Linked DNA regions of Mus musculus: regions 2, 3 and 4 are each linked to region 1. The links are chromatin loops, found by intact Hi-C in ENCODE. Cell type or tissue: gastrocnemius. All regions are shown on one strand. Each heading gives the region's core, and the rest is flanking DNA. Links, peaks and the distances in the headings are about the cores only. Region 1 holds the start of Gm34507 (predicted gene, 34507). Region 2 has its middle 13 kb from the start of Gm34371. Region 3 holds the start of Arid1b (AT rich interactive domain 1B (SWI-like)). Region 4 has its middle 6.6 kb from the start of Gm41517.

What was found. Peaks named below come from ENCODE experiments on the same cell type or tissue, not always from the same donor. Only the 100,000 strongest peaks of a DNase experiment are listed, where the experiment ranks them.
Region 2: it touches region 1 in a loop (2.6-fold over the local background); 14 of 42 quality-filtered maps call a loop at or near these places.
Region 3: a loop joins it to region 1, with 13 times the contacts of the local background. A loop is called at or near these places in 25 of 42 quality-filtered maps.
Region 4: a loop joins it to region 1, with 2.6 times the contacts of the local background. A loop is called at or near these places in 7 of 42 quality-filtered maps.

The regions. Positions count from the first base shown.
Region 1 is chr17:4,904,647-4,910,431 of GRCm38, reverse strand. Gm34507 (predicted gene, 34507) reads right to left here and starts at 2,110. Exons shown (of 3, transcript NR_166049.1): 1 at 1,761-2,110. In gastrocnemius, for the core only: CTCF peaks have their summits at 2,667 and 2,866; DNase peaks (open chromatin) are centred at 2,169, 2,859, 3,129, 3,764 and 1 more place; H3K4me3 peaks cover 2,198 bases; H3K27ac peaks cover 3,628 bases.
Region 2 is chr17:4,778,621-4,784,405 of GRCm38, reverse strand. No RefSeq gene overlaps it. Among named protein-coding and RNA genes, the nearest start is that of Gm34371, 13 kb to the left of the region's middle. In gastrocnemius, for the core only: no CTCF peak of the experiment used is centred there; a DNase peak (open chromatin) is centred at 2,563; H3K27ac peaks cover 248 bases.
Region 3 is chr17:4,991,528-4,997,312 of GRCm38, reverse strand. Arid1b (AT rich interactive domain 1B (SWI-like)) reads right to left here and starts at 2,239. Exons shown (of 20, transcript NM_001085355.1): 1 at 821-2,239. The coding sequence starts at 2,218. In gastrocnemius, for the core only: a CTCF peak has its summit at 945 (motif pointing left); DNase peaks (open chromatin) are centred at 1,991, 2,327, 2,649, 3,003 and 2 more places; H3K4me3 peaks cover 3,825 bases; H3K27ac peaks cover 4,274 bases.
Region 4 is chr17:4,971,854-4,977,638 of GRCm38, reverse strand. No RefSeq gene overlaps it. Among named protein-coding and RNA genes, the nearest start is that of Gm41517, 6.6 kb to the right of the region's middle. In gastrocnemius, for the core only: no CTCF peak of the experiment used is centred there; DNase peaks (open chromatin) are centred at 1,499 and 2,688; H3K4me3 peaks cover 355 bases; H3K27ac peaks cover 1,250 bases.

The DNA of each region.
Region 1 (5,785 bases), core at 413-5,412:
CCTCATTCCCCTTTGATCTAGTAAGGTTAAGTCCAAAGCTGTTCAGGTCCTGGCAGGTCTTACTCCTCAGGAGGCATCCTCTTTGGGTTTTGAAGCAAGGCTTCTCACTACCTGGAGCTTGCCAAGTAGGCTAGGTTAGCTGGCCAGGGTGCCTCAGGGATCCTCGTCTCCATCTCCTCCGTGATGGAATTAGAAGCAAACACTACCACACCCGATATTTTTATCTGGGTTCTGGGAATTGAACTCAGTTGCTTGTATTTGCAGAATAAGAATTTTGCTAATAGCCACTTCTCAGGCTCTGCAGTGCAGCTTAAGATTATTTATTTATATTTTATGTATATGAGTATTTTGCCTTCATATATGTAGGTGCAGCATGTGTGTGCCTGGTGCTGAGTCCCTGAAGCTGGAGTTACAGACAATTGTGAGGTGACTTGCGGGTGCTGGGAACCAAGCTAAGCCCTCTACAAAAGCAACGGGTGCTCTTAAATGCTGAGCCATCCCTCCAGCCCTGAACTATAATTTTAATGACTGACTACATATTCCCTTGCTTTCCATTTTGTGACCCTGCCACCATTTATTTAAAATTCCTGAAGGTAGGCATTTATCTTGTCTCCAGTGAGTTTCATCTCTTAACAGAGATGACTAATACCTTTCCCTGTTTCTAAATCCACTCATGTCTTCACCAGTGAGAAAGATCCTAATGGTCAAAGATATTTAATGAAAACATCGGTTCCACACTTGTCTCTCTCCTCCTTTTCCAGGGAGAACCTCATTGTGCTATTTAGTGTCTCCCCAACTCCCAACCCAGAATTTTCTTGGCATTTTTCATTTCGTGTAAATTTTCTGAAATTCCCATAAACTGCCTACAGCCTTCTTTGCTTGCTTTCTTTTTTTCCCATGGTTTCTGTTAGTCCATATTCTCTATTGTATTACATACAGAGATGTAAATGTGTAATACAATATTACTTAGCCCTATTCCGTTCCTATCACACATTGATAGGAAACTCAACGTGGAATGGCTTTTCCTGTCATCTGTGGCTGGTCTCCACCGTGCTGCTCAACAGACCAACCTTTCACAAAGCCCAGCCTATCTCCCTTACTCAGTTCAAGTGAACAGATCTTTCTGCTAGCTTCTCAGGACTTCATTCTTGCTACCATACACTCATCCAGAAAAAAGTACTCCGTGCTTAATGGTGAACACCGAAGGGCCTAGGGCAGATACCAAAATAATAAACCTTGGTACTCATACTCTGGGATCCTCCGCAGCCATTTTGGAGATGGTTAGAAACACAAGCACATACTTAAATTATTTCAGAGCAGTGATCGGGGATATAGTTCAGTTGGCGGAGAGTTGCAGTTGCTTAGCACGCAGGGGGCTCTGGGTTCCAGTCCCACCATCTCAAAAATAACAAAACAAACCAAAAAAGACAGCAGCACATACAAGGTGTCAAATGAAAACCTGACGTCTTATTTTATACATGTTTTCACTTGGGAAAGTCAGTACTTTTTCTGAAAGAAAGGTGAGTGGGATTCTGCCCAGCTGCTGGGGTGAACCCCAAACTTCTACCCCGAGCCACGCCCCCAGCCTCTGGGCCATGCTGATGACCGCCCGGCTGAGTCCCCCTAACACACCCTAAGCTGATGAAGACACCCAGGTCTGAGGAGTCACGGGGACTGAGTGGACCTCAGGCGCGATCCAACCCCACTCGCTGCCCACGTTTCCCCGAGTCCGGTCTAGTTTTTACATCTTCCTCTCTCACTGAAATAGATACGCAGCCGCCTCCAGATTTAGAACAGGAGCGATGACTACTTCACGAAAGCCTGGAAAATATGACTTTTCCAGAGACGGTTCAGGTCGCTCATACATCTTCAGGTCCTGGCAACCGCAGACATGGCTTTGCCCTCGGCCGAGCCTTTGCCTCCGGGGCCCCGCCTGGGAACTCGGCAGCTTCTCCAGCCTGGTGGAGGACGCCGGAGCGGGGCCTTTAAGCCACGCCGTGTGATCCCCACCCCCTTCCAGACCGGGTTTTGCCGCCCGCCCGCCGCGTTCCCGGAGCCGAGACAGGCGTCGCGGAGGCCTCGGCGGCCAGGGGTGGCGGCGGTGGTGTGCGTGAGGGCCGCACCGCGCACGCGCGCCGGAGGGGTCGCGGGCTCCTTGCTCCCCCGGCTCGGTCAGGCCGGAACCCTCGCGCGGCCGCCCCGCCCGGAGCCGCCCGGAGCCGCCCGCGCCCGGACTCGCGACGGCCGGGCGGGGCCTGTTTCCTCGGCCCCATGTCCTCGGGCTCGCAGCCGGGAAGGAACATTCCTGGCTCTCCCCGCCCCGCTGCGCCCGTTCCCGCTCCTCCCCCGCCGCGTGTTTTCCGCCCCAGTAAAGATCGTGCCACACAAATAAGCCTCGGATGCCCTTTGCCGAGCGGGCCATTTTCAGGGCGCGTCTCCGGAGCCGCTAAAAGTCTTGTTTTCTCCCCAAAGTGGAAGGTGTGGGGGGGCGGGGGTGGCTGGGGCCGCTTCCAACTGCTCCGCACGCTCGAATAGTTGTCAGTAAAATCAAACTGACGTCAGCCGGGGGCGGGGGGGGGGGAAGATAAGTCTCTTTTGTTCTCATGTTCTCCCCCCTCCCCTCCCTTGCCATCAAAGGCAAAAAAATAAAATAAATAAATAAATAAAAATAAAATAAAAATTAAAAATAAAAAATTTTTTTCTTTTTGGAGGGTGGAGGGAAAGACCAAAAAAAAAAAAAAAAAAAAAAAAAAAGCGGCGGGGGGGGGGGGGGAATGCCGTGCAAAAAGATAGCTTCCATTAGAGCTTCTGCCCGGGCGAGGGGAATGTTTAATGAATGCATCAAGTCTTTTGATCACCCTCGCTCGGCTGGGTTCAGTAGTGCCGGAAGGTTAGTTGCATATCCTGTGGCTGATCTGAAATTCGATCAGCAGAGAGGGTCAAAGAAAAGAAAAGCATTTTAATGGGAATCAATAGAGGAGCATAGGTCTTGGAAGGAAATACGTGTTGATTAAAAATGCCACAAGATTTAAAAAAAAATGTTCAAGACCCGTTTAGAGAAAACGAGAAAAAGGAAAAGCAAGGGAGGGAGAGAGGGAAGAGAGGACAGGGAGAGGAGGGGGGTGGGGGAGACCCTTAGCAATCTATTTTCTGTGTGTGCTGCTGCCAGAGAGGCAGTCGGCAGACCAACAGTTTGTGTAATGCTTCAAGCTACAGCGGGCAAATTTAAAGCTGTATGCTCAGAACAACATAATAAATACTTATTGAAAATGCATTTCTATTTCTAAGCGGGGCTCACTCATGCATTATACAAAACACCCAGGGCTGCAGTAGCAGTCACAAGGGGACGAATAAGGTATACTGTGACTCGAGTCCTTAAAACTAAACTATGGGGCTTATAACAGTTGAGAGCAGAAATAAACAAACAAAAATTTTCCCTTAAGTCGAAAACTAACAGCTTTGAACAAAACCAAAGGCTTAAAATGGAAACTTTGAAGAAGTTGTAATTTTAAAAATATCTTAAAACTGTGAGGGTAAGGAGAAGGGAATGGTAGTAGATAGCATATTGATTGCCTTACAGAGTGGAAAATTATTGCCCTGTAGGTAGGGCAAGTGGTCAGCAATGTATGTATACAACAGTTGAAGGGTTTATGGCTCCACCTACTACAGAGAAAAAGGAAAAACAGCTTTCTAAAGCCACGCTCACACCCACCCACACATAGACTCTCTCACTCCTGCCTGCCTGGTCTGTTGGAAGAGAATCAATAGTATTTAAATTTTTACATGTTCAACAAAGACAATCCCTTCCTCATGGAGAGAGCAGCCCAGGAACGTGTGCTGGGGCTTTTCCTTCAGAAGAGTTTCAGCCGCTCCTTACTGGGCTCCTGGGGGCCAGGCCTCACTCTTCACCCACAGCTTTCTTATGCTGAGGGCTTTTTATTTTATTTTTTTCTATCTCTATAAAGAATATACAAAGGGATCAAGAAGCATTTTCAGTGTAATTTCCCTTGGATATTCCCAATAAAATTGTTTATTCAGCATCTCCCCATACTAAAATCCTTATGTCCCAGTCTCTTATGCAGCATGGTTAATATTTTCATATAGTCTTTGAATGTGACCGTGCTTTTCATAACTGTTTGATGTGTGGCCCATGATAACTGAGAATGTAGCACAACACATTTGTAGATGACAATGTCATGTGACAATGTCAAAAGGTTGGATACTCTGCTTTAAATCATCTCCAGTTTATATACCTAACACATCCTAAATGTCATACTATGCTGTACTGTTTAGTCTGTATAGCAGGGTGTGTTGGCATACAGTGAGGTGAGGTTAAGGAAGGGCTTGCAAATCTGAGGTGAGCTTGAGTTATATAGCAAGGTCACATCTAAAAGGGAAAGAAAAGGAAAGAAAAAAATGGAAGAGGAAAAGAAAAGAGAAAAAAAACAGAAGAAAAAAAAAGATTGTTTATGGATGGATTGACTCCATCATAGAAGCTATAGATATAGGAACCAAAGTGTTGACTGCCTTTAATTTAATTTGATGGATGGAGGGCCCATCAAAATTAAAAATTGTTGTTTACCACACACAACTTTAATTTTTTAAAACCTTATTTTTAGTGATGGTTCTTAAATGCTTTACTCCCCCCCCTCCCCCCTTTAGCCCACCACCCACCAGAGGTAGTAGAAAAGAAAGGATTTGGGGTAAGTGGTCCTGTTAAGAAAGGTTCTTTGGAGCAACTCCTGTTTGTGTTTTCTGGAAGTCACAGGTTAGCAGCAACAGCAGCTTGATCCACTCACAAACACCTCACAGATACTCCAGGAGTCCAGTTTAGTAGAGTCAGGATAGCAAACAGGAATCAGCAGCGGTGGCAGGACCTAGCAAACAGAGTTAGGCCTCAGCCTCAACAAGAGTCAGTAGGAGGGACCGACAGGAACACCAGGAGAAGCTCTGGTTGCTCTGCTTTCTCAGAGAAGCAAAGATCAGCAAAGACTTGGGACCCATAAGTGTTGCACAGCTAGCTGTACCAGCAAGCCACGCTCTGCCTCTGTTACTCTGTGGAGTCCTATTTATACCCTCCAAACATCACGTGTCCTCCATGTGCCTTGCCTCAGAACGTCTTGCTTCAGCACGTGCATCCAATCAGTCTGAGTCCATGGAAGCAGCAAGAAACTGCAGTACACCACCAGAACCAATACATGTATGTTGTTAGTAAAGAAACCTTCATCACGTGTCCTTTTATATGCTTGTTTTAGCAGAACATCCTCTCTCCAGTGTCTGCTTCAGTGAAATGTTCCTTCATGAGTCTGCCTTAGTCTCTCACACCCATGTCCATGTTCCTTCATGTGTTTGCCCCAGCAAAACATCATCTAACTGACTTTCCAACAACCCTTAAAATTTCCTCTTCAGCCATACTTCATACCTTAAGATCTTTTTGTTGTCTTTCAAAACAGGGTCTTGTGTAGCTCAGGCTGATCCTGACCTCACTATGTAGCCAAGGCTGGTTGATATCGGCAATCTCCTATTTCTAGCTTTCAAGCACTAGGATTGATTTCAGGCTCATACCACAGAGTTATATAATAAGATGCTTTAAAAAAATCCTTTTTGTTTTTTTTTTGGTTTTTTTTTTTTTTTTTTTTTTTTGAGACAGGGTTTCTCTGTATAGTCCTGGCTGTCCTGGAATTCACTTTGTAGACCAGGCTGGCCTCGAACTCAGAAATCCACCTGCCTCTGCCTCTCGAGTGCTGGGATTAAAGGCGTGTGCCACCACGCCCGGCTAAAAAAA
Region 2 (5,785 bases), core at 208-5,207, 130 kb after region 1:
CACGTGGCCTCTTTTCTGTGTGTCTGTGTTACAACCTTTTCTTATAACAGCTTTGGCCACATGTACAGGATTAGAGCCCACCCTGGGGGCCTCGTCTTAATTTTCTTCTAAAGGCCCTCTCTTTTTAAGGGCTCACATTCCAAGGTATCAGTGATTGGGACTTCCAACAAGAGCATGGGGCAGGCTAATAGGATAGGGGTGGAGACACAACTTAGCCTGTGACATCAGTAAAATGAAATGGCCCAACTGCCAAGGGGAAGAGAAGACAGTTGAAGACGCATGCTGCCTTGGTAGTGCAGGCTGCAAACCTGCTTAGTGGTACCCTCCCTGCCATGATGCTCCTGTTGGACCTAATTTTCATCCAAATCTTCTGTTTCCTTGACCTTTGACCCATTTCATCTTCACTAACCAACACTGGCCTCTTACAGGCTATCCTTTTTTTTCCTGTTTGGACCCCTGGAAAAGGAGGTGTGTGTGTGTGTGTGTATGTGTGTGTGTGTGTGTGTGTGTAGAGGCCAGACAACAATGTTGGGTCTAATTCCTCAGGTGCCATCCACTTTGTTTCTGAGATGAAATCTCTCACTGGTCTGGAACTCAGGGAGTCGGCTAGCCTGGCTGCCTACTAAGCCCCAGGTAGCCTCTTCTCTCTACCTCCCCAGGGTTGAGGTTATACACTGCCACTGTGCCTAGCTCTTTTGTGGGTTCTAGGGGTACTGAACTTGCTGCTGTATTAAGGCACATGGCTGAGCTGTCATGGTAGTCTGAAAAAATGATCTTGTTGGCAATGAAATTCCAGTTCAAGTTGTAATCCTTTCAGTTTAAGGCCTAAAGCAGACCATCCCTCCTTCACACCGATGCAGCCTTGGTGCCATCTGTGTCTTGGAAGGGGCTGGGGTTAAGAATATGGGCCTGGAGGGGGGACTGTAGGGCTCAAGTCTTGAGAGTACCAAGAGCTGCTCTGAGGACGAGCTTGGGAGATTTCAGTGTTTCTGTGAGAAGCCCCCTTCTCCCCTACAAACTTGTGCCATGCTGTAATCTCATTCTGCAGGCTGAATGAACTTAATTGTGACCCGAATGGAAACGAGGGTCCCATTTCCTCTCTGTGCTCCCCTACTTACTGAACGAAGCTGACATGCGGCATTTAAAAAGGATACGCTGGGCTGTGGTGTCTGGGATGGCGGTTGCTGGGATGGAAGAGGTGGCAAAGTGAAGAATGGACATTGCCAGTGAGAGGGAGCAACTGGGTGGGGGGCATAGCTAAAGAACGTGGGGAGACAGATGGCCTCTGACCCTTTCAGGCCTTTACTTGGGGCTTATATCTTCTCTTCATTTCTTGCCCCTTCAAGGAAAATGCTTTGCAAATCAGAAGGTCAAGACTCTTCCAGGTGGAGAACCCTTTGGAATGGGCAGAAGTCCACTTAGTCATTCTAATGCTCCCTGGTCCCAGCAAGCCTCCAGATGTTCCCAAATGTCCCATGCCCTCTGCGCCCAGACCACCTACCACGGGAATATGGAATGGTTTCACCTCTCTCCAGAGACAGAGGTGGCCTGATATAGAAGAGAGGTATCCAGTCAACTGTAACCTGGTTACTGTCTTCTGTTAAATGCAAGCATCTCATCAGGGGGCCCGGCACATTACCAGTTGAACAATTAACAGTTACTCTGTTTTCATACCCCTCTTTCAAGGTGTTTAGTCTTTCCCCTTTGGTTCACAAAGTGTACTGAAGACCTACTATGAGTCAGTACACGTGCTAGCTCTTGGACCCAAGGATTACCAAGTATTCTTTGAGACTTTGAGAGTGCATTGTTAGCCTGGGGGAATAGGCATTAAATAAGCAAGCAAACCAAACCAAATCTAAAAAACAAACCCAAATCAAAACAAAACAAACCCACAAAACCAAAAAATCAAAAACCAAACAGAAACAAAAACCCCACACCACCACCACCACCACCACCAACCCCCCCAAGTATGACAAACATTATAAGGACGGCAGGGATAGCAATCAAATGTCCAAGCAAATTGCAAGCTACAACCCCAGTGTACTCTGCAGAGAACAGGCGGGTGCCAGGTTGGCTAAGGGGTCAGGGGTTCTTTGCTTATCGGAGCTGCTCTTCTGCTGAAGTCTAACGTGGTCACTGACTTAACAGAAGCCCGTGGCTGAAGAGCTGAGCAGATTCCTCACGTGGTGAGGCAAGGCTATGTAAGGTGCTGAAAGTAGGCTTGGGTATCAGCGTATGGAGCTTGGATTTTGCTCTACAAGTAGCAAGCAACCTCATGAGATAGTTAGCAGTCATACACAGCAACACTGTGTAACAAACAGGAGGGAGAACAAAAAAATCTCAGGGCTTCCCAGGGACAGATGACTGTTTTTATCTCATGTCCCAGCTCCCTCTATGTCATCTGCAGTCACAGGCCTTAGGGCTTCACTGTGGGACTTAGCTGAGGGCATCCCTCAAATCTGGGACATGCCTTTCTCATATCAGAGGCCAAAGAGCCCCAGATGATCCTGATTGCTGTCTTTGATCACAGTCACGGAGCCAAGGCCCAGCCTCTGTGAGGGGACAGCAGGTCTCCATGAGCTTGAGTAAGCAAGGGACAAGGAGTCAGGATTAGGGCCAAGAGAAAGAGGCTTAAAGGAGAGCAGGCATTTCAGGCACCTGTGGGGAGTGCGGAGATGCACTGATGTGGGTGGAAGGGCCAGGAGTGAGCTCAGAGGCCTTCAGGCAGGTGATGATCCCTGGCTGAAGAGATAAAGGAGGAGGTGGAGAAAAGAGAGTCAGTATTTCAAAGGTGAAATAGAGAACTATCTCTGTCCACGTGGGCTAGGTCTGAGCACGCTCAGTTTGAGATTCCTTGGCCCCACCCATGTAGGGATGTCATATCTGGCCTCGTTCAGTTCTACATACCAGAAAACAGCTATATAGCCCAAATCTCAGCTTATTCCAAAATCTAAGTCCAGCAAGCCCTAGATATAACTTGATTACCACCACCACTAATATTTTTTCTCTACCTGTGCCCTCAACTTCCTTCAGAATGTGATCTAAGAGCTATCCTGAGAGTAACAGTGGGCATTAGCTCTGAGAGTTCGTTTCCCAACTCTTAGGGTACAGAGATATTGAAAGCCAACACTGTTCACGGGGAACACCTCTTCCCAAGTCTTCTCAGGTTAAGAGAAAACGAGAGAAAACGTCCTTGTCGCCTTCCACCCCGAGTCTATTGGTTCCCCAGACCAAGGCCCAACACAAACAGCTCTAGTTTGTTCTGAAACTGGCAAATATGGCCCAGGATGGGGAGCAGCTGTAATTGCAAAAAGCTCTTGGCCCACTGAGACAGGCTTTAATCCTTTTTTAGGCACACAGCATTCTTTGAGTATGGCTTTATTTTCTATAAATTATTATCATGCAAGGGCACTCAGTGTTTAGAATATAAAACAAGATGGACCCAGGCTTCCTGCTGTGTTCCCCACAGTGGTTCCAGGGTAAGGATAGTTTCTGCAAACACTCCGTGTGTTTGTAAAACACATTATGGCTAGAGTCTTGACTGCTCCCTTCCTTCCCCAGGTAATATCCCCAACCCACAGTTAAAGTTACTGGAACAAGGGACAAGACCTCTTGGAACGTCAGATGTCTCAGCAGCAATGAGGCAAGCGTGGAGATGTTTGGTCTTAACATGTTACTAAGAATGTAGGTGATTGATAGTCCACCTGAATGATATCTCACAAATAATTCTCTCAGAGCATACCAGAAAACAGCTATATAGCCCAAATCTCAGCTTATTCCAACATCTATAGATATAACTTGATTACCCCCACCACTAATATTTTTTAGTGTGTGTGTGTGTGTGTGTGTGTGTGTGTGTGTGTGTGTATGTGTAGGTTTGCATACTTTTGGAGATCAGAGGTCAGACACAGTGTGGTTTCTCAGGGGCTCTTCACCTTGAGTTTTTTCAGACAGGTTCTTTCACAGGCCTGGAACTCAGTGATTAAGCAGGCAAATTGGCCACTGAACTCCAGGGACCCCCCCCCCCTCGCAAGGTGGCTGTCCTAGCCACCCCCCACCCCAGTGCTATGTTTACAAGGGTGTACCACTCTGCCTGGCTTTTTAATGTAGATGCTGGGTCTTGAACTTGGAACAACTTCATGTTTGTAACTTTACCAACCCCCTCCCTAGCCCCCCAGTTATTTTTTGGATGTGAATTCCAGGGGGCTGTATCCTCTTGTCATTTCTCAAACCACTTGTCATTTCTCAAACCATCTGTCTGGAGAGCACAAAGGAAGTGTTTGCTGAGCAGAGCAAAGGTAGTTCCCCCTGTGGCTGGAAGACTACATCCCTCTACAGCTTCCACCCGTGGGAGGGGAAAATATTGAACGTGGAGTGATTTAGCCAGGCTGTGGCAAACGTGGGCTCTGAGGTCACAGAACAAGGGCAGGAGTCCTGGCTGGGGCATCTCAGCTGAGTGTCTTTAAAACCTGATTCCCTCACGGAGCAGATGCAAAACAAAAGAATACAACGTATAAGAAGCTTTTAGAGAGTGTCAGATCGTCTCAGTAACACTAACAGGATAGGGCCATGAGCGAACCCCAAGTCCTTCCAGCTGACCTTTGTTAGAAACCATGGTCCTCTGTGAATATCCATTGCAGAGAACTTTGAAGGAAATACAGCCATGGTATTTTTCTTTGAGTGCCCAGGCTTGAGTCCTGTGGTCCAATTAGAACCCCTGGGCAAAGTGAGATATAGAGACCAAAGGATGTTGGCTTGTCTGGTCTATGTAAGAACCTTGGAAAGGGTCTGTATAGTTCTCCAAGTCGCACACACCCTAGCTGGCTCTTCCAGGTTTGGTTTATGCCCTAGTTTGAGTCTCAGGTTTGGGGATCACAAGGTGCTTGGCCGGGAGGGGTGGATTAGATGTTCTGCCGAGAAAGGTGCACCTGTCTATGTCAGTGTTTGAAGGAGTGTTAGCCAAGGACCCCACACAAGGCAGGGGAGGGGGCTGTGGCTGTGAACAGGAAGATCTGACTGTGACTCCTTGCCCTGTGTTGTGTGGGAAAGCCTAGACTCTTCAACTGAAAGGCAAGGGCCAGGGCGGCCTCTCCGATTTGCTTTCTGCATTCTTCTGGCTACCAGAAAGAATGTGCTAGAAGAGTACTCACCCACGGAAGGAATGAAGTTCTGACATCTTGCTACAGCGTGACTGCACCTTGAAAAACAGCTTTAATAAATGATGACGTCACTCACCAAAGGGGCAGGTACGGTACTGTTGTACTTCTGGGAGGTTAGGGTAGACATGCTGGGACAGAGGGAGACGGAGGTCACCGGGAGCATTTTCTGGCTTCCCGGTTTCAGCGTGAGATGAGAGTGAAGTTCTGGAGATGGGTGGTGGTTAATGGTTGCACAGACTTAACACCACTGGGGTTAAAATGAGGCATATTATGCTACATCCACTGTAAGATGCACCCCCCCCTGAAAGATATGGTATAAATAGGTTGTAATATGGGATTCTAAACTCCTTTGCTATTTTTCAGAGGGAGAGAGACCAAAGGACAGTAGGAGCTAAGTTGTATGTCTGTTGGACCTGGTTGGTGTCTTCTGGCTTGGCAGGTACTAGGTAGGGCTCAGTCGGATCCAGAGGCCTACCTTTGGCTGGTCCTCGAACTCTTTCCTGTTAACATAATGTATAGGGTTTCTCCCATTCGGCCGCTAACCTCCTCCTCATAGCACTTAAACACCCAGGTTCCACTTAAAAAAAAACCCAAAAAACAAAAACCCTAATTCTATTCTAACTGCC
Region 3 (5,785 bases), core at 227-5,226, 87 kb before region 1:
AAACAGCCAGAGCGCAAGACACTTCCTAACAACGCTGTTGGACTTGGGAGACAGCAAAATCAAGAAAATCCACTCAAATACGATCCACAACGACCCATTTTCTCTGGCCTACTACCTTACTAGGTTTGCTGAATAAAAAAGGAAAACCTAACCCATGATCAAAATAAGTTCCATCGATCCGGAATCTATTCCTTCAACATCGCCTCCCGGTTGAAGGTGACTCCTTCCAAGGAGCCCTTAGCCCCATAATGGATCTCTCCCCAGCTATTCTTAGGAACGAATCGATGTTATTTTACAATATTTCGCCTCCGCCCGTTGTAAATCTGGGTCTTATTCTTGCTGGTAAACATCCAAACTCCACCAGCCACGGCTGTCACAAAGCTAACCTCGGTTTTTGGGTTTTTTTTTTTTTTTTTTTTTGGTTTTTTTTTTCCCCCTGCCTCCTCCTCGCAAGGGGAATGGGAAACCGACCGAGGCCCGAAGAGAGAAAGTTCCTCTCTCCCCGCGCCCACTCAGGGCACACCGTGGGCGCCGGCGGAGTCAAGCCGGGCCCCGGAGCCCGCTGCCCCGAGAGCCCTCCCCGGGCGGGCGCGGCCTGGGGCACCGAGGTCCCGTCCCGGGCCTGGCACGGGAGCGCAGCGCGCAGCAAGGGCGCGGGACACCCCGGCTCCCCAGCCCCGCCAGCTCCGGCCCCGGCCCGGCGGCGCCGCGCCCCCGCCACCCCCGCCAACCGCCGGGAAAAGTACCCGGCGAAGAAAGAAAGTCGGGCTCGCGGCGCGAGGCCCGGGCGGAAGCAGGCCCGGCCGGGCGCGGGGGTTACCTGGGATCTGCCCATGGTCGGTCCGGGGGTGCCGGGGCTCATCGCCGGGTGACTCCTTTGTTGCGCGGCCGCCCAGGCCGGGCTGGCAGCGGCGTACTGGGCGCCTAGGTCCTTGCCCAAGCCCATGCCCGCGGCCGCCTGCTGGCCACCCGCCGCCGCCCCCGCCGCCGCCTGGGACTGGGGCTGCGACGGCGGCGGCGGCGCGCTGGAGCTGCTGTAGTCGGGGTAGCTACCGCCGTAGCTCCTCATCATGGGGCTGGGTGAGGTGAGCAGCTGGTTGAGGGTCGGTGTAGCCCCCGACGGGTGCTGGTTCTGGCCGGCGAAGCGCTGGAAGCCCCCCGCCGCCGCCGCCGCGCCGGCGGCCGCCTTGCTGAGGCTCGCGGCCCCGCCGCCCCCGGGGCCCATCATCATGCCGCCGCCCTGCTGCCGCGGGGAGCTCAGCACCCCGTACCCCGAGGACGAGCTCCCATAGCCGCCGCCACCGCCTCCTCCTGCTGCTGCTGCTGCTGCCGCCGCCGCCGCGGCCGCCGCCGCCACAGCTCCGGCTCCTGCTGCCGCTGCCGCTGCTCCTCCTGCTCCTCCTGCTCCTCCTCCTCCTCCACCTCCTCCGCTGCCTCCTCCTCCTCCGCCGCCGCCGCCGCCGCCGCCCGCGCCGGGCCGGCTGTAGCCCGGATAATGGTTGTACTGGCTGTTGGGGTACCCTTCGTGGGAGTTCTGCAGGGGGTCCATGCTGCTGGGGGCCCCGGCGGCGGCAGAGGCGGAGTGCATCATCCCCATCCCGGGGCTTTGTTGTCCGCCATGTTGATCAAAGCAAGGCCCAGCGCGGCCGCCGGGGCCGCCGCTAGCAGGGGCAGCGCTGCCATAGTAATTATTAAACTCCGAGACGGCCGCTGGGCCGCCGCCGCCCCCGGGCACGGCGACCGGCGCGGGCTGCTGCTGCGCGCCCAGGCCCGGGTGCTCATAGCGGCTGCCCGCCGGCTCCCCCATCTTGGGCGGCGCGTCGTCCTCGTCGCCCGGTTTGCTCAGCAGAGGCTGGCCCTGCGGGTCAGCCTGATTGCCCGCGACACTGTCCTTGGCGCCTCCATGTTGCGGCTGCTCCATGTCCGGGCCGGGCTGAGGCGCGCCGCCGCCCGCACCGCCCAGGCTGTTGTTGGCAGTGGGATGCTGCTGCTGCGGCGGTGGCGGCGGCTGCTGCTGCTGTGGCTGCGGCGGCTGCGGCTGCTGGAACTGGTTTAGCTGCTGCTGTAGTGCGTGGTGGTGGTGGAGGTGGTGGAGGTGGTGGGCATGGTGGTGGTGGTGGTGGTGGGCATGGTGGTGGTGGTGCTGCTGATGGGGCGGTGCAGCGGGGGCCTCGCCAACGGCTTTCAGTTTGTGGTTGGGGAGCAGCCCGGTCTCCATGGTCGAGCCGGGGCCCGCCGAGGAGGAAGAGGCCGCGACGGCGGCGGAGGAGGACAGCGCGGCGGCGCTTCCACCCTCCTTGAGAGCCGCCTCGGAGCGGCCGCTCTGCGCGCTGTTGGAGCTGGCGGCCGCCGCGGCGCTCGCGCTATGGGCCATGTTCAGGTCGTGACGGGGGTGCAGGGGGTGGTGGTGCACATTATTCAGGCCGCCGTCGCCGCCCCCCAGGATGGGGCCCGGAGCCGCCACCGCGCCGCGCGCGCCCGTCTCCAGGTCCCGGGCCCCGGGCGCCGGCCGCGGCCCCGAGGGCGCCCGCCGCTCGCCGCTGCCCGCCCGCGCCCGCGCCGCCGCTGCTGCCCGCGCGGCCATGATCGCCGCGGCGTGGCGCGGCCGGGCGGGGTGGGGGGAGACAATGTCCCCACTCGCAGCCGGCCGCCCCTCCTGCGCGCATCCACGCGGCCCGCGGGGAAGCGCGGTGCCCTCCCCACCCCACCCCCCGCAGCCCCGGGCCGCCCGCCGGGGGCGCGCCTTTGCGCTCGGGGGCTCGCGCCCGCTACGGCCTGAACGGGCGGAAAGTTTTTTAGTTCCGCTTGCAATGAAACTTTTCTCTCTCCCTCCCTCACTCTCGCTCGCTCTCTCTCTCTCTCTTTTTCCCCCCTCTCTAACCCGGATATGGGGGGGGGGGGGAAATGCACGACTTGCCTGAGCCTAATCGGGCCCAGCGCGGCGTGAGGGAGCCGAGCGAGCCGGAGCAACTATTATCCGCTTCTCTCCGAGGGCTGCTGCGCACTCGCAAAACGCGGACTGGACTCGGCCCCGGGCGCCGCCGCTGAGCGCACGTTCGCCCGCCAGCTCGCCCCGCTCACCCGGCTGGTCTCGCCCGGCCTGGCGCGGAGGGCCCGGCCCGGGGGAGCGAGGGGAGGGGGGGGGGAACCGGCTGCCGGCGCTCGGGGCCCGAAGCTGCTCGGTCCCCTCGTGCCTCCGGTCTCCCTGCCAACCCGCGCGCGGCCCTGTGTTTGTTTTCACGTCTAAAGGGAGCGGTACGAAGGTGGAAAACGAGTCTGAAGAGCAGACAAAAGAGGGAGAAGGGGCTGGGAAGCAAAGTTGTCTGTTGGGCCTCAGAGGTGGCGAGGAGCCGGTGGAGAAGAGAAACACTCAGGCAGGCCGGGCAAAAGCACTCGGTCTCTCTCAGGAGTTATGTAATTTTTCACAACCTTGGCCTCTGCGCCTGAATTTCAGGCCATCGGCTTAATTCCCACAACTTCATCCAACTGAGAAATTATGAAAGACTTAAGTGAAGGTTAAGCAGCAAAGACTGCTGTGCCGTGTACACAGCAGGCACTCAATAATTGCTTATGATTCACCACTCCGATCTAAGGTGGTGTTTATATAACTCTTTTTAAAGGCACCGGAAGTAGGTATGAAAACTCCTAGCGTTCCCCATGGAGTATTTTTCTTATAATGCGTTTGGGTGTCCTCGAGTGTGTAGTGTTAGCTCCACACAGCATTCAGGGGACGTTTAACCATTGGTGCAAAACCAGTGCCGGCTAAGGTTTATCTTGGGTCTTCATAAATCTAAGGACGACTTTCATCATATTTCAGAGGTTAATGTGTGCAATTAACCCTCTTGATATGAGTTCACTTCTAAGTAATGGGAAACAAAACCAAATAGATGTATTTAATAAACATAAAATCAATAATAATGCAAACAGTCTAATCCCAAAGCAGAAATATGCAGTACTTGCCCAGTTTTTAAAAGGTGCCTATTGTTTTAGCAGAATAATGTTTTACACATTATTATCATGGAGTAACTAATCTCTGACTGCCTCTGGTATCCAGACTTCTTTACCTAAGCAACAGCTCAGTTATGCTAGAGTGGACTGATTTGTGTGAGAGAACGCATTTGAAACCAAAGCTTCCCAGAGGTCAGGCTGAAGGAATATGCTAGATTCCGGTGCACTGTACTTTTCCAAAATCATTCTTTAGCCGCTTGAAAAAACTATTTTAGCTTATGTCAATTGCCTTGGTTGTGTGCTAGGCCAAGTGTAAATATTTTACATGGCTAAACAGAAAATTCTAGATATTGAGTGGGCTGTAGTAATGACTAAATGGAGAGAAGAGAAGCAGGTATATATACCCCAGGGTCACTGTAGAGTATAGGGACAGTCCATGACCCTATAGAAACAGCTGGGGAGCAGGGAATATATCCATGTGTGTGACGGAGTGACAGCCATAGGCGAGTGTATGACAAGTCATTCCTCAGGTTTTGCCAAACACTACATCTTCTTTTTGTTTTTTAATACTTTTTATTAGGTATTTTCCTCATTTACATTTCCAATGCTATCCCAAAAGTCCCCCATACCCTCCCACCCACTCCCCTACCCACCCACTCCCACTTTTTGGCCCTGGCGTTCCCCTGTACTGGGGCATATAAAGTTTGCAAGTCCAATGGGCCTCTCTTTCCAGTGATGGCCGACTAGGCCATCTTTTGATACATATGCAGCTAGAGTCAAGAGCTCCGGGGTACTGGTTAGTTCATAATGTTCTACCTATAGGGTTGCAGATCCCTTTAGCTCCTTGGGTACTTACTACGTCTTCTTTTAACCGTGCCTTTTTGACATTTCCCCCCTCGAGCTTCTCTTTCTATATTTGAATATGTACTAATTAGGGGCTATACCACATTTTGGATTTTTAAAGTTTTTCATACACAAATAGAAATATATGCCTGTTTTGTGTATATGTCTATCGACATATTCTAAAATCAATCACATATTTATGCTTTTAGACATTTACAGCCAAACTAAATATATACATAGAATCATAAAAGTGCATGTTTTTTTTCAAACAAGTAGAATATATCAAAGTCAATTTAGACAAGCCATATGTTGTGACTTATTTTCACAACCGTGCCTAAAAGAGAAAATGAGTCACCAAGTTCAGTTCTGGCCTATTTCTTAGAAATATTTTCTTTTTCATGTCAAAACCATGAAAGTAAAAGAAAGAACGAGAGAGAGAGAATTATGTGAGTAAAATCTCATTTAACCTCAAGTCAACTAAAAGAGTGGAACCAAGAGGCAATAAAATAGAGGCACCCAGCACCAGGAAATCAACCTGCTATAAAGGGCCACACATGCCACTTTTCCTCCCCAGTGGCAGATGCCACACCCTAAAAGCAGACAGAAGGCACAGCAGCCTGCAGGAGTACAGGAGCACAAAGCACACAGGACTTGGTTGGGTAGTCGGGGTCTGTCATAAAATAATGAAGCAAGCTCACGACTCAGCAAAGCAGCCTCCGCCCCGGCGTGTTTCCTTGGCCTGAACTGTCCTACATGGCAGCTCAGCCTTGCGTCTTTCCCTGTGGTAGAGCGATAGGAACCGCCGCCTTGGGTTCGCCTTAATGAGTTCCTTAATCTTACACCTCTTGTGCCTAAATTTCAAACCCTAATGACACTTGTGTTTCTGCTGTCACCACAAAGAAGCCTTGGTTGGGGGGGTGTGCTGCTGGTGGCCTTGGCCATGCTGTGGTCCCCAGCCAACCTCCCACCCACGGGGTTCTCCTCAACCCTTCAT
Region 4 (5,785 bases), core at 476-5,475, 67 kb before region 1:
CACAAACGGCCCCATAGGTGTGTGAAATCCTACAATGAATTCTCAGAACTTGCCAAATACTTTGTGCAGAGCAAGACCATCCCTCATACCCTGTTGGTTAGCTCAATCTTTTTGGAGGACAATTTTGCTTCGTGAATATGATGGCCTAGCAATTTCACTCTTAGATTTAAACTCTAGAGAAGACAGCCTGTTCCAAAAGGCACTCAGCAGAAATGCTCAGAGCAGCACTATAGCTCCCGGGAAAGAGCTAGAAGCTGATCAATGTCCACTGACAGAACAGTAAAAGACAGGTGGTGGAATACTATTTAGCAACGAGTATGAATAAATTATAGCCATGCCCAACAACATAAGGGAAACTCAGGATTGCAATCTGGGTGGCAGCAGCAGCAAGCAGAAAACATACACAGCATCTACGAAATGATGCATCAGCTAACACCACACATAGCAAGGCTGCTGTGTGAGACCTCCGTAGAGTCAAAGCCACAATAACCAGCGATGGTGGATACAGGATGATGTGAAGACTGGGAGTTAAAAGTAATGATTCACAAGCTTCACCATCTTCTTCCATGTGATGTGAGGATGCTGGTGCAGAAATAATGTGCTTCGGGCTCTTCTGTTGTTCTTTTGTCCATTTTTCTTCCCCTCCCTCTCCCCCACCACCTCTCTTTTAAGATAGGATCTTATGTAGGATCAGCCCAAAGGCTGGTCTCAAACATGCCACGTAGTGAAGGATTGTAGAGAGGCTCTCTTACAAGCATCACCTGCCAATAAATAAAGCTTACAGCCAATGAGCTGAGGCAGGAAATAGGAGGTGGAACATCCAGCAGGGATACAGAGAATTCTGGGATAGACGAACATGGGAGGTTTTTGGGGTTGCCAAGGAGATGGATGTAAGAAGATAAGGAGAGGGAACCAGCCATGTAGCTGAATCTAGCTTAGAATTAGAGGATAATAAGTTGAGAGTTAGTTGGAGAGTAAGCCAAAGCTTATGGCATACACATTTATCAGTAAACAATTATCGAGTCTTTATTTCTGGGAGTTAAGCGGTTGGGAAGAAAAACTCGATTTTACTTATACCTCTGGCTGACTGAAATTCACTCTGTGGACCACGATAGCCTCAGATTCATGGAGATCTCCTCCCTCTCTCTTCCTTGGCCCTGAACTTTTGCCTGCACCTCCCTGATTACAGGTGTGCCTTGCCATGTCTGGATCTTTATTATTCTTTATAACTTTGATAATTTAAAAAAGATATTATTTTCTGAGGCCAGGGAGATGGCTCAGTTAGTAAAGCCATGCCTGGAAAACCTAAGGATTCAAGTTGTGTATCCTCAGGACCCACGTGCAAAGGCTTGGTGTGGCATCCTGGGTTTTAATATCAGCCCTGGAGAGAGGGAGGCAGGAGGCAGGCAGACCCCTCAGCTCACAGGCCGGCCAGCCTAGCTCACACAGAGAGTTCCAGGACAGTGAGATACTTTGCCTCAAAACCAAAACTGAACACAGAAAAGGGAAGAATCACAAAGATCTGGGATGGCTCGGTCAGTTAAATGCTTCTTCTGGAAGTGTGAAGACCTGCATGAAGCCCACCACTGTAGGAAAAGCCCAGGTACCCAAGGCCTGGAATCTAGGGCTGGGCGGCCAAGCGGGCGGGGGTGGGGTGGGGTGGCTGTCGAGACAAAACAAGCAAACAGAAGTAACAGAAGTTTGTCAGACAAGCAAGCAAAAAGAAACAGAACAAAAAGAGGGCTACAACTGTTGTGTAGTCTAAAGTAGCAGTAGCTTCCTAAAGTAATAATCCAGGCACACTCCAATAGAAGTCAGGCACAAAGGCTAGGCTCATTTAGCATACAAATAGGCACTATAACAAACACTAACTTCAATTACAGTTAAATGTTATAAAATCTCACAAAACTCAATAATGTAACTTTATTTTTAATTAATTAATTAATTAAGAGTAAGAGTCAGGGTCTCGCTCTGTACTCCTCACTTTCCTAGAACTCATTATAAGTGCCAAACGGTGGGAGGCAGAGGCAGGCGGATTTCTAAGTTCGAGGCCAGCCTGGTCTACAGAGTGAGTTCCAGGACAGCCAGGACTACACAGAGAAACCCTGTCTCGAAAAAACAAACAAACAAACAAAAGACCAAACTGGTCTCGAACACACAGAGATCCACCTGCCTCTGCCTCTTCAGTGCCAGGATTAAAGACATGTACCACTGTGCCTGGCCTAATTTTTATTTTTTATTTTAATTAGAGTTAACAAGCCTCCCTGTAGTTCATGGTACTCCTTACACTTTTTAGGCACATGCTCTTTGAAACCACCACCCTTACTATGACCACGGCTTTAAAATAGAAGAACTAAGCTAGAAAGACAGGTCAGCCTTTTAAATAAACAGTTTTTTTCTAATATGGTTAAACTGTTTTATTTTTTTGGTGGTGGTGGTGGTGGGGGGAGATTGTTGTTGTTGTTGTTGTTGTTGTTGTATCAGCTATGTTTGAGAAAAGTTTATTTTAGCTTCTCAACTCATTACTGCTGATGGCGCTGAGTCCACAGATCGCTCCAGTCTTTTGAAGTCACCGTCACAGCAAGCCAGTCAGGCCAACTGCATTTTTTTTTTTTTTAAACCACACCCCGTGTTTCACTCAGACCTACCTTGCCAGGGCTGTTCTTGGCAGCGGGGTGTGCCAAGGGAGCTATGTAGCCAAGTCACATGGCTCTTGAGCTGGGAGTGGAGCCACAAATTGGCTGGACTCTCCTCCTGGGGATAACATTCATGTTCCACAGAGTCCGCAGAAAGCAGAGTGTCGCTGGGACACTGGGACCCAGTACCTAAAGCCCCTCTGAAGCTGTTGCTTCCTCCGGAGCCTGGGCTGATCCACGCGAGTTGGAAGATCCGATTCCAAATGATAGCTCTGAGATCAAAAGAGGATAAACAAGATCGTGAAAATAATCATTAGTGGGTCCGGCTGCATCCCACTGGTGAGGAAGGAACGGAGCGACTTCCTTGTGTTCCAGCCATGCTTATGGCTCCCCACACACATGTGCACACGCACCTGCACACATACAAAAGTGAGTGTAATTTAAAGATTAAAAAAAGGCAAATAGAAAACATAAACTAAGATGCTGGAAATAAATACAAAATTAGCAGTTGTAACAAATGCAAACGAGCCCATCTGCTTCAAAATAGAGATCACCTGAACTGCGATAGAGCCATTTCATGAACCTTCACATCTGCAGGAGAAAGAACTATGGGAAATAAAAGCCAGATAAATACTAAGCTGGTAAAGGTGGTGGCATATCAATTATGTTTAATATACTTTAGGCACCAACATTCAGCCTAAGAGGGTCATCATTAAATTAAAAAGAAAGAAAGAAAGAAAGAAAAAAGAGTGGCTGCATAATCTTGAGCACCTGAAATCAGTCTCTGAGAGCCATGAATAGAAGGAAAGAGCCAGTTCCCATAAGCCGTCCTCTGCCCTCTGTGCAGCGTTATTGCACGGACATCCCTACACATACACATACACACACACACACGCGCACACGCACATGCACACACACATGCACACATATGCACACACACACTAATGGTAATGTTAATAATAATTATTATAACAACCGCTAAGAAATTATAACAATCCTGAATTTGCATGTACCCAACATTGTCTCAAAAATAACAGAGGCAGGTAGACTCAAATAAATCATCCAGTCCCCGAAGTGCTGGGCATTTTACACATCACCCACGGCCTATTTTATATCATAATGCAGTGTGGCCAGAAATTCAAATACTAAAAAGATATTTTAGAAAGACTATCATTTTGGAAACTAACATTGGCACTTCACGGTGACAGGAGGGCTAGAGAAATGGCTCAGTGGGTAAAGAGCTTGCTGTGCAAGAGGGACGACCAGAGTTCAAATCCCTAGTACCCACATAAAAGCTGGGTGGGCATGGTGGCCATCTGCTATCCCAGCATGCTGAAGTTGAATCTGGAGATAGGAATCCCTGGAGTGAGTGGGCTAGCACAGGGCTAACTGAACCTGGAGCTTCAGGTTGAGCAAGAGACCTTGCCTCTATGCAGGGTAGAAAGTGATCAAGGAAGATTTCTGATTGCCATCAGCACTGGGTCTCACAAACACAGGCAATGGACCTACACAAGCCTGTGCACACATGCAAACATGCCTAGGTTTACACACACACACAAAAAGAAAAAAAAAGATTACCATAAGATTTTTTTTTGTTTTGTTTTTTGTTTGTTTTGTTTTGTTTTCTGAGACAGGGTTTCTCTGTATAGCCCTGGCTGTCCTGGAACTCACTTTGTAGACCAGGCTGGCCTCGAACTCAGAAATCCGCCTGCCTCTGCCTCCCAGGTGCTGGGATTAAAGGCGTGCGCCACCACCACCGGGCACCATTAAACACTTGAGTAGATGATTAAACAGGAGATGGGAGTCGACATTACAAAGCACTTTCACGAACGGCTTCTGCTATTGAAAACACCCTGCATCTTTTGTGTTAATAACTGTAGAGTCCCACGGCTGTTCTTATAATTCTATAAGTGTTTCATTGTGTCCAAGCACCACAATTTGTTCATTGAACTATCCATGAATGAACATGTTGGTTATGCGACAGAGACCATGCTGTCCCTTTATGTCCTTTCTCTTCAATTTTTAAAAATTATCTTATGTTTTGCACGTATGTACATCTGTGCACTACTTGCATGCCTGGTAAGAAGGCAGGAGACCCTTTGGGAACTGGAATCAGGAAACTGGATTTATTGTGGGTGCTGGGAATTGAACCTGGGTCTTCTGGAAGAGCTGCAAGTACTCTTAGTCACCGAGCCTATTATCATCTTTGAAAATGGGTCTGGAACCAAATTGTCCCTTAAAACATTCATGCTTGCCGCCAATAAGCAGAAAAGTTGGGAGTAGGCAGGAAGCAAATAGTCTGGCTAAGGAACTGGTATGATATTTTGTAGGATATTATACACCGTATGCCCAAGCATTATGTTACATTAAAATAACTTTGTTTGCATGTAAACATCTATTTTTGCAAGCCTCCATGACAGCTTGCAAAGAGGGAGACATTCCCCAGGTACTCCTCTCCTGCATGGATTGGGAGCTGGATTGGAGGCCTGATTGATGGGACTCAATGATTAATGCAGCAGGCGCCCTCCTTTCCCCTCCAACTCAGAAAGCGCTGTTTAAGCCCTCGGGATACATAAGTGCCTCATTTCTTAAGAAACTCTAGTGAGATACAGGGAAGGCAAGGCTTCACGAAGCAATTAGGAGGAGGGCAGTTTAATCCATCCTCCTCTGATTGAAAAGCAGCTTCAACCGAGGTACTGCCTGTGAAAATAAACTTTAATCTGCAAAAGAGTGTGCAGGAGAATTTGATCAAACAGGGAAAGAAGAGGGATAAATTAAAATAGCTATTAAGCACTCAGTTTCTGCCCTTCTGGTTTGTTTTCCTTTCTGCATATCGAGTCCAATAGCAGAAAATGCAGAAATCAGTGTATTTCAGATACTTTCTTAGTCTGCCTAAGCCATGCTCGACAGTGTGACTATTTCCACTTTTCTCAGTGTATAACCGACGTGAAATGAGGTGAAGTCCTTCTGGTCTATGTTCTTCTCTTTAGAATTAGGGGAGTCTTTTAGAACTGGAATCCTGGTAGGAGAAAGCTTCAGGGTATGGGCTGGGGCCAGTGAGATGCTTCTTGCGACTGAGGCTGCTCAGCTCAAGGCCAGGAGCCACATGGTGGGAGAGAGTTGACACCTAGGAGTTGTCCTTCGGCCCC